Regions from separate parts of the Homo sapiens genome. Here region 1 is linked to region 2. A link is an interaction called in ENCODE POLR2A ChIA-PET data of the cell type or tissue named here. Cell type or tissue: HepG2. All regions are shown on one strand. Links, peaks and the distances in the headings refer to the core of each region. The heading gives the core; the rest is flanking DNA. Region 1 overlaps TRPC4AP (transient receptor potential cation channel subfamily C member 4 associated protein). Region 2 overlaps MYH7B (myosin heavy chain 7B).

What was found. Peaks named below come from ENCODE experiments on the same cell type or tissue, not always from the same donor. Only the 100,000 strongest peaks of a DNase experiment are listed, where the experiment ranks them.
Region 1: POLR2A ChIA-PET joins it to region 2 with 6 read pairs; 6 of 35 experiments call an interaction of 5 or more read pairs at or near these places.

Annotation. Positions count from the first base shown.
Region 1 is chr20:35,083,150-35,091,696 of GRCh38, forward strand. The region is part of intron 1 of TRPC4AP (transient receptor potential cation channel subfamily C member 4 associated protein); the gene reads right to left. Among named protein-coding and RNA genes, the nearest start is that of TRPC4AP, 5.4 kb to the right of the region's middle. RefSeq lists an enhancer at 7,344-7,903. In HepG2, for the core only: no CTCF peak of the experiment used is centred there; no DNase peak of the experiment used is centred there.
Region 2 is chr20:34,990,450-34,998,996 of GRCh38, forward strand. It overlaps MYH7B (myosin heavy chain 7B), which reads left to right. Exons shown (of 45, transcript NM_020884.7): 23 at 289-376; 24 at 555-672; 25 at 2,653-2,776; 26 at 2,885-3,021; 27 at 3,697-3,952; 28 at 4,887-5,129; 29 at 5,897-6,073; 30 at 6,164-6,309; 31 at 6,634-6,724; 32 at 6,802-7,191; 33 at 7,846-7,972; 34 at 8,062-8,180; 35 at 8,270-8,466. MIR499A (microRNA 499a) reads left to right here; the gene lies at 1-48. MIR499B (microRNA 499b) reads right to left here and starts at 23; the gene lies at 1-23. RefSeq lists an enhancer at 8,313-8,547. In HepG2, for the core only: no CTCF peak of the experiment used is centred there; a DNase peak (open chromatin) is centred at 4,312.

The DNA.
Region 1 (8,547 bases), core at 1,303-6,302, 92 kb after region 2:
AGCAATATACATGAATAATATAAAAATCTATCTTATTTTTATATTACAGCTACAATTTTTAAATGCAGTTTTAAAAACACTACTTACAATACCACTTTTAAAAACGCTAAGGAATAAATCTAACAAAGTTATGCAAGACGGCTACATAGAAAACTGTAACACACTCTTGGCTGGGCACAGTGGTTCACACTTGTAATCCCAGCACTTTGGGAGGCTAAGGTGGGCAGATCACCTGAGATCAAGAGTTTGAGTCTAGCCTGACCAACATGGTGAAACCCCATCTCTACTAAAAATACCAAAAAAAAAAAAATTAGCTGGGCGTGATGGTGGGCGCCTGTAATCCCAGCTACTAGGGGAGGCTGAGGCAGGAGAATCGCTTGAACCTGGGAGGCGGAGGTTGCAGAAAGCTGAGATGGTGCCACTGCACTACAATCTGGGAGACAGAGCGAGACTCCATCTCAAAAAAAAAAAAAATTACAGGAAAATAACTTCCAATTTATACTTCTATACCCAGTCAAACTAAATATATGTGTCAGAATAAGACATTTTCTGATCTGCAAGCTTTAAAAAAAAAAAAAAAGTTACCTCCCATGTACTCTTTCTTGGGAGGCTACCAGAGAGTGTGCCCCAGGAAAAAGGAAGACAATTGAGGAAACAAGGTCTAAAACATGAGAAAAGAAAGAAAAATGCTCTGGATTTGGTGAAGAGAAGTCCCAAGAACTCAGCTGTATAGCAGACCTAGTAAGCAGCTAAACTAAACTGCTAAACTGCTAAACTGCAGTAGGGGAATGAAGGGCTTCAAATGATTTCTTTAAAAAAAAAAAAAAGTTTTAGAATTTAGGAACAAATTATAAGTATACAGAAAGCAGGCCGGGCGCGGTGGCTCACACCTGTAATCCCAGCACTTTGGGAGGCCGAGGTGGGTGGATTACCTGAGGTCAGGAGTTCGAGACCAGCCTGGCCAACATAGTGAAACCCCATCTCTACTAAAAATACAAAAAAATTAGCCAGACTTGGTGGCGGGCACCTGTAATCCCAGCTACTCGGGGGGCATAGGTTGCAGGGAGCCGAGATTGCGCCATTCCACTCCAGCCGGGCAACAGTGCGAGACTCCGTCCCAAAAAAAAAAAAGGTATACACAAGGCAAAACAATTTAAAAGGATGCATTATACCTGACTTCACCACCATGCGATACACCAATGTAGCAAAATTTCACTTGTACCCCATTAATACAAATTTAAAAACAGTAAAATAAATTAAAGGATGCACTATTATGCTAATGAAAGTCAAAAGGGTATATGTATATATGTGTGTATATATGTATATATGTGTATATATGTATATATCTATATATGTATATACGTATATATGTGTATATATGTATATATGTATATGTATATATGTTTATATGCATATATGTGTATATGTATATATGTTTATATGCATATATGTGTATATGTATATATGTTTATATGCATATATGTGTATATGTATGTATGTTTATATGCATATATGTGTATATGTATATATGTTTATATGCATATATGTGTATATGTATATATGTTTATATGCATATATGTGTATATGTATATATGTTTATATGCATATATATGTATATGTATATATATACAGGGTATATGTATATTTATCCTTCAATTTAAAAAATGGAAGAGGACTGTTTTTAACACTACAAAAAAATTATATAAAACAAATATAATTGTACAATATATGGCCCTGCTGTAAATAATAATGCTAACATCATAATGTAAATACTTAACAACAGCCAAAGCTGTGATATAACTACATTGGTAGACTAGTGGAGACGAGTAAGAAGGAATCGAATGTGTGAATTAAATCCTAGTCTTTCAAGAGCGAAGAAAATAGATAGTATCTAAAAGTGAAAAGAAACAGCTTTATAACCATGTTATTTAGAAATACTGGCTCTCCTGTTTCCTGGATCCTTCTCTTGCAAAAGAAATAGCTAAGTATGGACACTGAACAGCATTAGGAGTATGGAACTTAGAGGTGCAAAGCAGGCAGGGCACTGCTGTTTTTTTGTTACAAGCTCCATGATACGCAGAGATCTAATCACAGTCCAAATATTTGACTTCACAAGCAATTTCTTTACTATTTATACATTGTCTTACAAGGCATGTACTCTCATTTAAAAATAATAATTTGGGGCTGGGCACAGCGGCTTACACTCATATCCTAGCACTTGGGAGGCCAAGGTAGGCCCATTGCTTGATCCCAGGAGTTTAAGACCAGCCTGGGCAACATGGCAGAACCTTATCTCTACAAAAAAATACAAAAATGAGCTGCGTATGGTGGCATGCGCCTATAGTCCCAGATACTCGGGAGGCTGAGGTGGGAGGATTGCTTGAGCCCAGGAGGCGGAGGTTTCAGTAGTTTTTTTTCACCACTACACTCCAGCCTGGGCAACAGAGCAAGACCCTGTCTAAAAAAAAAAAAAAAAATCATTAGAATTTTGTTTTCCTTGTGAACAGCTCAGCACTGTGACAAAAGTGCCACCATTCAGTCATCTTCCCAGTTGAATTACTGGCAGGTATCACATGGGTTTTCTCTTGAAGTACTTGTGGTTTAACAGTTTACAGCAGTGATAATCTCTTACATCATACCCTCTAAACTGTCAACCTGTTTAGCAAATATGACATTTCTAGACATTTACAGTTTCCACTGATTTTATTGTTTTTAAAAATAACTAAAGGCTAAATTCCATGAAGATAACTGTGCATCTTATTTGTTTCTTTAATCCTAAATGTAAGACATCTAATGCCTCAAAATACCACACTAAATGCAAGGGTCTCGCGCAATCTCACTGCAACCTCCGTCTCCTGGGCTCAAGTGATCCTCCCACCTCAGCCCTGCCCCCTTCCCCCTCCCAGCCCCCCACACCACCACCACTGCCACCAAGTAGCTGGGATTACAGGCACGCACCACCACGCCCGGATAATTTTTTGTATTTTTAGTAAAGATGGAGTTTCACCCATCTTGCCCAGGTTGGTCTTGAACTCCTGAGCTTAAAGAATCCGTCTAGCTCGGCCTCCCAAAGTGCTAGAATTACAGGTGTGAGCCACCGCACCCAGCCTAAATAGATATCTTAAAGGATAATAAAGATAAAATACCTTGTTGGGTTATTCTGACAATACATGTTAACCACTGAATACTTTTGTGTCCTTTAATGGGGTATGATTCAGTAAAATTAGGAGCAAATTTAAGGGCTTGTGAATACGAAAACTTCCCATTGAAATGAATGGCATATGTGTGTGTGTGTGTGTGTGTGTGTGTGTGTGTGTGTGTGTGTGTATGTGTGTGTATATATATATGTGTATATATATGTGTGTGTGTGTATATATGTGTGTGTGTGTGTGTGTGTGTGTGTGTGTGTGTGTGTGTGTGTGTGTGTATATATATATGAATAAGACTTTATCCTAATCAGGAGTTTTTCAGTATCAAATTACCTTTGAAAAGCCAGGTAAGATTTGTTTGACTTAAATGCCTAGGTTTCATAAATACTAATGGTTAGAATGAGGCTAAAACAAGTAGTGCCTAATGAAATTTTTTTTAAAAGTTAGTGAATCTGGCTGGGCACGGCGACTCACATCTGTAATCCCAGCACTTTGGGAGGCTGAGGTGGGTGGATCAAGAGATCAAGAGTTTGAGACCAGCCTAGCCAGCATGGTGAAACCCTGTCTTTACTAAAAATACAAAAAGTAGCCGGGCATGGTGGCACATGCCTATAGTCCCAGCTACTCAGGAGGCTGAGGCAGGGGAATCGCTTGAACCCGGGAAGCGGAGGTTGCAGTGAGCCGAGACTGTGCACTGCACTCCAGCCTGGGCAACAGCACGAGACTCCATCTCACAAAAAAAAGAAGTCAGCCAGGCGCAGTGGCTCACACCTGTAATCCCAGCACCTTGGGAGGCCGAGGTGGGCGGATCATGAGGTCAGGAGATCGAGACCATCCTGGCTAACACGGTGAAACCCCGTCTCTACTAAAAATACAAAAAAAAAAAAAAAATTAGCCAGGCGTGGTGGCGGGCACCTGTAGTCCCAGCTACTCGGGAGGCTGAGGCAGGAGAATGGCATGAACCTGGGAGGCGGAGCTTGCAGTGAGCTGAGATTGCACCATTGCCCTCCAGCCTGGGCAACAGAGCGAGACTCCATCTCAAAAAAAAAAAAAAAGTCAGTGAATCTAAAGAAAAAATATAAAGTAAGGAACACTCAGGGGCATTTAGATATGCCAATAATCATAAAGGAAGCAACGACTGCCATGTGGGAAATATAACAGCATCCCACAACCCAGTCTGTCACCAGATTGCCAAACTGAAGGGCATCCAGGGATGGCGGGTCATGACCTGTAATGTGAGCTGCACTATCCTAGAGCCCAGCGTTTACTCAGTCTATCCTTTCCTTCAACTCGTACTGATCATTTGGGGCCTTGTACGCCCATGGTAAGGAATCCAGAATTGATTCTATCAACTGCAATGAGATGAGGCTGGAGAGTTTTAAGCAAAGGATTTATAAGATCTGATTTGCATTAAGCATCAAATGTGCTGATGAATATGAAAAGGCTCAGTAAACTCCAAAGTATCACCCCAGCATATTTTATTGCCTTGACAGAGGGCAGAACAAAACGAAGGGAAGAAAATAAAGCAAACTAAAATCCAAGTAGAATTGACCCATTACAAATTATGTGGCCAGTAGTCATGACTCAGGCTTCCCTTATGCCCCATTTAGGGAGATGGAGAAGATCAGGTCTGATGGAAAAGGGAGAGGATTTTGGCTTTCGACATACTAAGTTTGAGATGCCCATTAGACATCAAAGTGGAAATGCTAGAAGGCAATTGGATATACCTACCCATCCAGAGCTAAAAGGAGAAACACGAATGGAAACAGAAACTTAGGATCCGTCAGCGTATAGAGCAGTTATTAATAACAATACAAGCTAATCTTTATAGCAGTAAGCTATGTACTTATAGCTGAGAAAGTATGTTTCAGTCACTATTTTAAGTGCTTTATATGTACAACTCACTTGGTCCTCACCACAACCTTGGAAGGTCAGGTCCTATGATACTTACTTTACAAATAAATAAACTGAGGCATAAACAGATTAAATAACTTGCCTAAAGACACATAGTAAGTAAATACCAGAGCTAGGTTTCAAACCTAGGTAATCTGACTCTGGAACTCTTTAAAGCCATGAGATTGCTTGGCAAGTACAGACAGAAATTAGACTGAGGACACAGTATTTCAATTTAAGCAATTTCCTGAATATCAAATGGCTGGCAAGGTTTCAGGCTCTGCAGATACAATGAAAAATAAGACACAGTCTCTTCAGGAAGCCCAGTCTAATTAACTACTAGCTGAGAGCAACTATTTACTAAACAACTATTCCTATATGCCACACTGGCTACGCTTTTAAAACATATTATTTCACTTAATCCTCCTAACAACTTTATGGGATAGATGTTATCATCACCTCTTTAGAAATAAGGAAACTGAAGTTAAGAGAGGTTAAATAACTTAATCTTGGTCACCCTGCTAGGATTCAATTCAGGTCCACCTTACTTTAAAATCTGATTTTTTTTTCCAAGGAAATTCCATCACATGCTATACCACAGATGATCCTTGAGGACATTATGTTAAGTAAAATAAGCCAGTCACAAAAAGACAAATACTGTATTACTATACTGGGGTTATCTAAAGTAGTCAAACTCACAAAAACAGAAAGGAGAAGAATGGTTACCAAGGACTGGGAGGGAGAAATGGGAAGTTGTTCAATGGTAGTTTCAGATTTGCAAGATGAAAAAGTTCTGGAAATCTGTTTCACAACAATGGGAATATACTTCACATTACTTAACTATACACCTTTTTTTTTTAAGATACAGGGTTTCACCATGTTGCCCAGGCTGGTCTCAAACTCCTGGGCTCAAACAATCCGCTCACCTCAGCTTCCCAAAGTGTTGGGATTACAGGTGTAAGCCACCACACTGGGCCTGACCTATACACTTATAAATGGTTAAGATGGTAAATTTTATGTTTACATATATATATTTATATATGTATATAGTTTGAGGCAGGGTCTCATTCTGTTGCCCAGGCTGCAGTGTAATGGTGTGATCATGGCTCACTGCAGCCTTGACTTGCCAGGCTCAAGCGATCTTCCCACCTCGGGTTCCTGAGCAGCTGGGACTACAGGCATGCATTTCCACACCTGGTTAATGTTTTTTTTTTTTTTTTTTGTAGTAGAGCTGGGGCTCCACCACACTGCCCAGGCTTGACTCAAACTGGCTCAGGTGATCATCCCATCTTGGTCTCCCAAAGTGCTGGGATTACACACATGAGCCAATGTACCTGGCCTATATTATATATTTGTTTACTACAATGAAAAAATTTTGGCTAGGCGCAGTGGCTCACACCTGTAATCCCAGCACTTTGGGAGGACAAGGCAGGGGGATCATGACGTCAGGAGTTGGAGACCAGCCTGACCGACATGGTGAAACCCCATCTCTACTAAAAATACAAAAAGTAGCCAGGTGTGGTGGCACACGACTGTAATCCCAGCTACTCAGGAGGCTGAGGCAGAATTGCTTGAATCCGGGAGACGGAGGATGCAGTGAACCGAGATTGCGCCACTGCACTCCAGTCTGGGCAACAGAGCGAGACTCCGTCTAAAAAATAAAAAATAAAAAATGTTTAAATCTGGTCTTTTCCTACTATACCACATGCCATAACAGTATAAAAATATGGGTAATCTGGGCAACAGAGCAAAACCCTGTCTCTACCAAAGATACAAAAATTAATGGGGTGTGGTGGCACACGCCTGTAGTCCCAGCTACTAGGGAGGCTAAGGTGGGAGGATCACTTGAGCCCAGGAAGTTGAGCTTGCCACTGCACTCCAGCCTGGGTGACAGAGCAAGATTCTGTCTCAAAAAAAAAAAAGGGTAAGCAAATAACTTATTCTGCAGGATGGGAGAGAGGAGCGGAAGGGCACAGCATGGAATAAATTAAAAAAAAAAAAAACTAAGAAAAGAAATATTTGAAAGATGAAGGTCCCCATTTTATCCTCACTATAGCTCCAGGCAGGGGGTCTCTACTTCAACTTCTGAAATAGCTCCCACACCTATATACAACCATCAGTTACCACAATAACCTGCCTTGCTTTTGTGGCTCCAGAATATTCCAGCAGCCTTGTATCTGGTGAGCTTTTTTTTTTTTTTTTTGAGATGAAGTCTCACTATGTCACCCAGGCTGGAGTGCAGTGGCGTGATCTCAGCTCACAACCTCCACCTCCCAGGTTCAAGCAATTCTCCTGCCTCAGCCTCCAGAGTAGCTGGGATTACAGGTGCTTACCACCACGCCCGGCTAATTTTTGTATTTTTAGTAGAGACGGGGCTTCGCCATGTTGGCCAGGCTGGTCTCAAACTCCTGACCTCAGATGATCCACCCGCCTCGACCTCCCAAAGCACTGGGATTACAGGAATGAGCCACTGTGCCCAGCCTCTGGTGGGCTTTTCTAGGCTCCTCCCATTCTAAGTCATTCAGCACTGGAAACAAATTAAGTTGCCTAAATTGCCTCATTTATCATGCTAAAGAACTTCTGTGGCTCCCTATTATTCTCAGAACACTGATTATCAGGATGGGTGTTTAGGAACATATCATCTAACCTCTCTGAGCCTCAGTTTCCTCATCCATATTAAGAAATGAGTCTTGAAGCATAACTCAAAAGCTTGAGGATTAAAGATAACATATGCCTTGTACCGTACTTTTTCTAAAGGTTATGTGCTCACTAAAAGTTAGTCCTCTTTCTGCCTGTCTCTACACACCCAGCTCGGTAAGGTATCTTAGCTTAAGAAGGAAAGAGCAAGTATTTCTAGGATTTTTTTTTTTTTTTGAGACAGGGTCTCACTCTGTCAATCTCCGCCTCCCAGGCTCAGGTAATCCTCCCACCTCAGCCTCCCCACAGGCACACACCACCACCATGCCCGGCTAAATTTTTGGAGACACAGGATTTTGCCGTGTTGCCTGGGCTGGTCTCGAATTCCTGGATTCAAGCGATCTGCCTGCCTCGGCCTCCCAAAGTGCTGGGATTACAGGGTCTTAAGTCAGGTCTTAAGAACACAAGGGGGAAAAAGGCTGCTCATCTATGGTTGTGTGATGGCCAGGAAAACATTTCTCACTCACAACTGCTCCTTTCGTCCACAGTCCTCCATACACACAGACCCCCTAGCCTTTATTTTATTCTATCCTTTTCGTCATTTGAGGAAGTGATATTCAAATTAAATTTAAATAAAGTTACACTGTGAAAAGTCTCACTCCCATTTTCTCCCCCTTTAGCCCAATTCCCACCTCACTCCCACCAACCACTTTATCAGTTTCTTGAGTATCCTTCAAACTTTTTATGAAAAAGCTGTCTTTAAATAAAGCTAATGTTTTACAGGTGTTAGCAAGGTTCGGGGTGGGGGAGGGTGGAAGAAGTAGTGGACTAGGTCCTATTCAACCTGGTTTACCCTAAAGCAGTGTCC
Region 2 (8,547 bases), core at 2,059-7,058:
CACAGCAAGTCTGTGCTGCTTCCCGTCCCTACGCTGCCTGGGCAGGGTTTGTGGGGAAGGGGTGGGAGCCCTGGGGCTCTGGGAGGGACGGGGATTTGGCAGGGAAGTGAAGACTTTGGTGGTGGTGATGGGAGACAGCGAAGGGTCTCCCATCACCAGAATGAGAGTGAAAGAGCAAAAGTGCAGGGCACTTAGGGCCCTGCTCCCGTCTCGGTCCTGACCACTGCGGCATCCAATTCTGGTTCTCTGCCCCCTTTGTGCCTTTCCCTCACTCTTCCCCACTGCCAGGAGAACCTCAACAAGCTGATGACCAACCTGCGGGCCACACAGCCCCACTTCGTCCGCTGCATTGTCCCCAACGAGAACAAAACCCCAGGTAGTCACCCAGGGCTGGCCTGGCTGGGGCCGGGAGGCATCATGGGAAGGTGACAGGGCAGAGGCCGGGAGGCTGAGTACATCTTCCCCCTCACCTCGCAGGGTCTCCACTGCTGCTTTTTCTCTGGGGCCTGCGGGTGTGCCTGTTGACCTCTGACCTTTTCCCCTCTCACGTCCAGGGGTCATGGATGCCTTCTTGGTGCTACACCAGCTGCGCTGCAATGGGGTCCTGGAGGGGATCCGGATCTGCCGCCAAGGGTTCCCCAACAGGTTGCTCTACACCGACTTCCGGCAGCGGTGGGTGACCCCTTCCCCCTGCCTGCTGCTCCAGGTGGAGGCCTGAGGGGCTGGGCAGGACACACATATCAGAGCCCAACAGACGGTCCCCTGTCTGGAGGGGGAAGCAGGGACTGTGAGGGGCCTGGCCAGGTATCCCAGCAAGACATGGGGGTGGCTCAGACCTGGCCGGGGACTTGGGGAGAAGTGAATAGGCTTGGGGCAAATAGTGGAGGTGGAGCCTACAGGCCTCGCTGATAAGCTGGACATGGAATTCTGGATGCAGAAAAGACGAATGATTTCTAGTTTTGGGAGTGAGCAACCTGGGAGCTACCAGTGGTAGATTTACTGAGCTACAAAAACAGGGTTTTTTGATTTGGAGGAGAGGTGAAGGGATACTGGTTTGAGCTCTGTTTTGCGTGTATCAGGTTTGAAATGCCTCCAGCAGACATCCTAGAAAAGTCATGGGGGAGATTGGGATTATCAATCTGGAGCTCAGGGCAGCGGGCAGAAAGGATGCAGATTTGGGAGTTGAACGAGAATCATGTGGACGAGGCTTCATGAGACACCTGGCACATAGCAAGCACCTGGGCAGTGCTGCCAGCTCCTCCCCGTTCCCTCAATGGGCAACAAGCATCCATCGTTCCTTCTCCCTCCAGAAGTCATGGTGTCATCCACACTATCCTTTGTAAACAGAGGTTCACACAGATACCATACACGCACACACACGCATGGTGCTGTGACCTTGTTTTTTCTAACAGTCTGGCCTGGAGATCGTTCCTTATCCCCAGGCGTATGCCTGCCATCGTCATCCGTTTTTCTTGGCTGTGAAACATCTCACAGTCTGGTGGACTGCATGCTTTGTTTAATGAGTCCCCCTCATGAGGGGCCTTCACAGCGTGGCTGTAGCCCACCTGACCCACACAGCCCTGTGCATGTGTCCACTTAGAAGTGGGCAGGCTGGGAGCCCTGGCTCTTTTGCATTAGAATTTCCCCCCAAATGGGCTGGGCGCGGTGGCTAACGCCTGTAATCCCAGCACTTTGGGAGGCCGAGGCAGGCGGATCACGAGGTCAGGAGATCGAGACCATCCTGGCTAACACGGTGAAACCCCATCTCTACTAAAAATATAAAAAAATTAGCCGGGCGTGGTGGCGGGAGCCTGTAGTCCCAGCTACTCGGGAGGCTGAGGCAGGAGAATGGCCTGAACCCGGGAGGCAGAGCTTGCAGTGAGCAGAGATCGTGCCACTGCACTCCAGCCTGGGCGACAGAGCGAGACTCCGTCTCAAAAAAAAAAAAAAAAAAGAATTTTCCCCCAAATGTTTCTTCAGTGATAGGGTACAGCATGTCACCTTCTACTAATATTTTTTGCCTTTAAAAAAATTTTAAAAATAGTGCATGCCTTCTGTAAAAAGCCTCTTTAAAAACTTAATGAATGCATTTAAAATCCCCCCAAGGTTGTGTTTTTTTTTTTTTTTTTGAGACGGAGTCTTGCTCTGTCACCCAGGCTGGAGTGCAGTGGCAGGATCTTGGCTCACTGCAACCTCTGCCTTCTGAGGTTCAAGCGATTCTGCAATTCTTCTGCCTCAGCCTCCCGAGTAGCTGGGATTACAGGCGCCCGCCACCATGCCCCACTAATTTTTGTGTTTTTAGTAGAGATAGGGTTTCACCATGTTGCCCACGCTGGTCTTGAACTCCTGGGCTCAAGCAATCCACCCGCCTTGGCTTCCCAAAGTGTTGTGATTATGGGCGTGAGCCACCGCACCCAGCCAACCCCCCAGGGATTTTAAGTGGAGTGTCCCTAGTGTCCCAGTGTGGTGACGCATCCCTGGCCCCCTTGTTTGGCATGTGCCCTGCTGGAACCTCTGCACCAGCCTCGGAGAGGCCCAGGAACGAGTCCCCTGCTACCCACACGAGCCTCCTCAGTCCCTGACTTCCCCATTCTCAGTGGCCTGTGCCCCATACCCAGCCCTCTCCTGACCAGCTCTGCCCTCCTTTCCCAGGTACCGTATCCTGAACCCCAGTGCCATCCCGGATGACACCTTCATGGACAGCAGGAAGGCCACAGAGAAACTGCTGGGCTCGCTGGACTTGGATCACACCCAGTACCAGTTTGGCCACACCAAGGTCGGGGCACTGTGGGATCAGGGCTGGCCATGGCTGTGGCGGTCACACTGGGCAGGGTTCATGCGGATGGTTGGGGGTTACCCTGGCTGTCTACCTCTCCGCCCCCAGGTGTTCTTCAAGGCTGGGCTTCTAGGCGTCCTGGAAGAGCTCCGTGACCAGCGCCTGGCCAAGGTGCTGACGCTGCTGCAGGCGCGGAGCCGTGGCCGCCTCATGCGCCTTGAGTACCAGCGCCTGCTGGGAGGCAGGTGGGTGTGGGAAGGAGGCTGGGGACAGGGTGTGTCCCCTGCCTCTCAGCTCCCAGACCCACTGGCTCTCCCAACCCTAACATGCTGCCCTGTAGTCAGATCAGCCCCTGTGGCTGGTTGGGGCAAGGTTCTGTTCTGTGTCCCCCAGCCTCCATTTCCCCACCTCAAAAAACGGGGTACGGCACTTGCCTCTCCATTTCAGGACATCAGCGTGTGGCCCGGAGGGGTAGCGATGGCACCCAGTGTCTTCCAAGACTCTTGCGGGCCGGGCCCCAGGCAAGATACTTTCTCTGCATTATCCTGGTTAAAGCGCTGACGGTCCTGAGAAACAGGCGCTGTGATGGCCTCCACTCAGCAGAAGGGTGCCCGTGTCAGAGATCCAGAGCTAGCTGGCACGTCAGCCCAGGCCGCTGACTCCAGAGCCCCGTGGCTTAACAGCCCTGGTGTCTTCCGGGAATTGCAGAGGCCACCAGGACATGGGGGGCTCATGAGCCCCTTCACTGGAGGCAGGCCTGTGGGACTGTGGGCCTCCCCTCACCCTCACCTATAAAGCAGAGCTATTAGGAGCTACTCCATGAGGCTGCTGGGAAGGCAAAACAAGTGAACTGTGCTGAGTGTCACCATTTGTGACGGGCAGCACTGAGCCACCTTCACAGCTTGGCTGCCCCTCCCTAGGGATGCGCTGTTCACCATCCAGTGGAACATCCGTGCCTTCAATGCCGTCAAGAACTGGTCATGGATGAAGCTCTTTTTCAAGATGAAGCCGCTGCTGCGCTCGGCGCAGGCTGAGGAGGAGCTGGCGGCCCTGCGGGCAGAGCTGCGGGGGTTGCGAGGGGCGCTGGCTGCGGCCGAGGCCAAGCGCCAGGAACTGGAGGAGACGCACGTCAGCATCACCCAGGAGAAGAATGACCTGGCCCTGCAGCTGCAGGCTGTGAGTCAGGGTTCCCCTTGTGACCGGGCGTCCCCAGCCCCGAGTACCCCTGGCTGCTCTGAGGGATAGTACAGCGAGACCCATGGGGCTCAGGCCTTATGTCTCTCTGTTCCAAAGATGCCATGAGATGAGGCCTCCATGTCCCAGCCTCACCACCCCAAGGCCTCGTCTGGCACGTTTCCTGGCACTCTCCCCTCGTGCCACCTTGGCCTCCCGCTAAAGCAGAGGAACCCCAGCTCCCCAGCTCTCCCCTCCCTGCAATCCCTGAAACCAAACAGACCCATGCTCTCTTCTCTGGTTAAGGGCCATGGGAACCCAGGTGGCAGGTAACAGGGTGATAGCCAGAGAGCACAGATCAAAGGTCTGGAATCTCCCCAGGTCCACAGAGCAAGCTTTCCTGCCTTCGGCACATGGCTTTGTGTATCAATTGTGTGCCAGGCTCAGGCTAGTGCAGGAGGAACGTTGGTGGGAAGACAGAGATGGCCCTGTGGTCACAAAACTCACCTGCTAGTGCAGGAGACTGTGACGCAGCTGGACAGTAAGGAAATGGGGGGTAAGGATACCTGAGCCCTTCCAGGGACTGCCTCCAGGAGCCCGTCCGTGGCTGTGCAGAGGCTGCTGCTGCTCACCCTGCCCCTCGGAAGGCCTCAGCCCAACAGCGGGGCAGTGAGCAGCGGGCTTCCCTCTCAGAACCCTTGTTTGGGCCTCACTCTGGGCCGCCCCGCACTTCTAACTTTCCCCTCTTAATGCTCTGGTGTGTCCCTCTGCGCTATTGCCCTTCCATGCCCAAGAGCGAGTCAAGACATTCCTGAGTTCTCAGAGCACAGCCAAACTTTGCTACAGAGGCAGTTTCCTCTCCAGGGCCTGGCCTGGTGTCTCTCTGCTGGTTTACCTGGCCCTCCCCCAACCTGGCCCCGTTCCGTGTGCCCTCCAGGAGCAGGACAACCTGGCAGATGCCGAGGAGCGCTGCCACTTGCTGATCAAGTCCAAGGTGCAGCTGGAGGGGAAGGTGAAGGAGCTGAGTGAGCGGCTGGAGGATGAGGAGGAGGTGAACGCTGACCTGGCCGCCCGCCGGCGCAAGCTGGAGGACGAGTGCACGGAGCTCAAGAAGGACATTGATGACCTGGAGCTGACACTGGCCAAAGCTGAGAAGGAGAAGCAAGCCACTGAGAACAAGGTGTGGGCCGGGCCAGCTGTGGGGAAGGGCCCTGAGCCAGGGGCCAGCTTTGGGGCCAGGTGGCTGCAGGTCCCACCCCGGCTCTGCTAAGCCTCTGCTTTCTGGCCCTGGGCATGTCACTGCCTTTCCTGGGCCTCAGTTTCTTTATCTGTCAAGTGGGGTTAGCAGCACTTACCCCATTAGGGTAGGTGGTGATGTGTGTAATTGGCCTTTACTGAGCACACGCTCCTAGGCCTTGCACACGGTAGGTGTTTAGCACATGCTGGCAATCCTCATCCATCCCGGAGTGCAAGCCCCTTGAGGGCAGGAACTCCATGTCCCCAGCTCGGCATCCCGCAGGTGACTTCTGCCCTTGAGCCCTCGTGATGGCCCCTGTGGTTCCCAGTGCTGGAGGAGGGACTCCATTACACAGGAGGGAAAGTGAGGCAGGGGTAGGCAGCTTAGGTTCTCACAGGTGCTCACTGAGGAAGCCGGGACTAGGAGGCAGCTGCCCTGAGCACATGCTAATACTGCACATGGCTGGCATCTGTGGATTTCTCACCAGGCCAGGTGTGGTGCTGAGCACTGCGGGTGCATCCACTCGTGAATCCTCATTACAACCCCATGAGGAGGGTCCTTCCCTCAGGCAGAAGCGGTGGAGGCTCGGAGTCAAGTGACTTGCCTGAGTCCCATAGCTGGAAGGGGCACTTGCTCTGACCTGGTGTGGTGTGGTGGCCGCTCAGAGTGCGGGGAAGGGCGTCCCCATTCTGGCCCTGGCCCTGGCACAGGTGAAGAACCTGACGGAAGAGATGGCTGCGCTGGACGAGTCAGTGGCCCGGCTGACCAAGGAGAAGAAGGCGTTGCAGGAGGCCCACCAACAGGCCCTGGGTGACCTGCAGGCCGAGGAGGACCGTGTGAGCGCGCTGACCAAGGCCAAGCTCCGGCTGGAGCAACAGGTGGAGGACGTGAGTCAGGGCCACCCCGAGACTGGGTGGCGGGGCCGGGGTGCCGGCTGGCTTGGGCCATGGCTGACCCCTGCTGTGCCTGCTCTGCAGCTGGAATGCTCCCTGGAGCAGGAGAAGAAGCTGCGCATGGACACGGAGCGGGCCAAGCGCAAGCTGGAGGGTGACCTGAAGCTGACGCAGGAGTCGGTGGCTGATGCTGCTCAAGACAAGCAGCAGCTGGAGGAGAAGCTCAAGAAGTAGGTGTGGTGGGGCAGCAGGTGGGGGCCTTCTGAGCCTGCACCTGGCCCTTGTTCCCTTCTGGATTCTTGTGGTTCCTGCGGCATTGCAGAGGTTAAGGGTGGGGGTTGACAGATGGGGCACTGGGGTGCAGGGGTAGTGTCTTGCCCTCCCTGTACTGAGGGCCCTAGCCAGGGTCCAGGGCTGAGGCCTCAGGGCCCAGTGCAGCAGGTGCATGGGGTGAGGTCCCTCAGGGCCTGAAGGGGACTGGGGGGCGTTATGGGGTCCCAGGCGGGTGGGTGGGAGTTAAGGCCTGTGCTGGCCACCCACTCTGTGGCTCCCAGGAAGGACTCCGAGCTGAGCCAGCTGAGCCTGCGGGTGGAAGACGAGCAGCTCTTGGGGGCCCAGATGCAGAAGAAGATCAAGGAGCTGCAGGTGCGTGGGGATCGGGTGGGTGAGGCCTGGGGTCAGAGGCCCACAGAGGTGACAGCTGCCCCACGTGCCCACCCCAGGCTCGGGCGGAGGAGCTGGAAGAGGAGCTGGAGGCAGAGCGGGCAGCCCGGGCCCGCGTGGAGAAGCAGCGTGCAGAGGCGGCGCGGGAGCTGGAGGAGCTGAGCGAGCGGCTGGAGGAGGCAGGCGGCGCATCCGCGGGGCAGCGCGAGGGCTGCCGCAAGCGGGAGGCGGAGCTGGGGAGGCTGCGGCGGGAGCTGGAGGAGGCGGCGCTGCGGCACGAGGCCACAGTGGCGGCACTGCGGCGCAAGCAGGCGGAGGGCGCGGCGGAGCTGGGGGAGCAGGTGGACAGCCTGCAGCGGGTGCGGCAGAAGCTGGAGAAGGAGAAGAGTGAGCTGCGCATGGAGGTGGACGACCTGGCTGCCAACGTGGAGACTCTGACCCGCGCCAAGGTGTCCGTGCCTTCCTCACCCCATACCCACCCTGACTTTAAACCAATCCCGATCCCAGCAGCCAATACTGTTCCCACACCAGCCTCCACCCAGTACCTTATCCTGAGCCCTGACCTCTTCACCTGGTACACAACCCTCATTTCTCAGCCTCCTACCAGTCCTGACCTTAAGCCGTGACTCCCAAGCCCTGTTCCCTGACTCCAGGTCATTTCTGATCCAGCATCTACTTCCAGCCTCAGACCCTTGAACCAGCAGTAGTTGTGACCCTAGCCCTTGACTCCTGAACTCTGACTTAATACCTGTCCTCTCTTCCTGTCCTGAACCCCAGCACCCTAGCCTTAACCCCTGACCTTTCTACCACATAATCCTGACAGCTGACCTCTGACCATTGTCCCCAGGTGACTCCGCAGCTACCATCCCAACTCTCACCCTGACCCACTGCCCTGGGACTGGCCCAGCCCTGTCAGTTCTGACACCTGTTAAGCCCAGCAGTAGAATCTCTTTCCCTGACTTTGAACTTGGGGCTCTGCTCTCCCTTTGATTCCTGGGCCCACATCTAGCTTACCAGTCTCTGATCCCAGATCCTGCCATCTGATGCACAAACTTGTTCTGACATCTAACTCCTGACCCCTGACTCCCAACCTGGGATCCTAGGCCAGTGCAGAGAAGCTGTGCCGGACCTATGAGGATCAGCTAAGCGAGGCCAAGATCAAGGTGGAGGAGCTGCAGCGGCAGCTGGCGGACGCAAGCACGCAGCGTGGGCGACTACAGACGGAAAGCGGTGAGGCTGGGGCTCAGCTGGCCACACCAGGCAGGGCTTTGGTGCAGCCCTCACCAGCCTGACCTGTCCGCTCGCCTCTTTGCCTGCAGGGGAGCTGAGTCGCCTGCTAGAGGAGAAGGAGTGTCTGATCAGTCAGCTGAGCCGTGGAAAGGCCCTGGCCGCCCAAAGCCTGGAAGAGTTGCGGCGCCAGCTAGAGGAGGAAAGCAAGGTGGGCTGGCACCGGTGACCATGGAGTGGGCAGGTGGGCACCAGAGCCACTGGGCTGCACTAACGCTGAGGTCACTGGTGTCCCTGCAGGCCAAGAGTGCCCTGGCCCACGCCGTGCAGGCTCTGCGGCACGACTGTGACCTCCTGCGGGAGCAACACGAGGAGGAGGCTGAGGCCCAGGCTGAGCTGCAGCGGCTGCTGTCCAAGGCCAATGCCGAGGTGGCCCAGTGGAGGAGCAAGTACGAAGCAGATGCCATCCAGAGGACCGAGGAGCTGGAGGAGGCCAAGTGAGTGCTTTGCTGGCCAGGCCACTGCCATGCAGAGCTTTATGCCTGTGCCTGAGCCCCGCTGAGGGTGGGTGAAGGGAG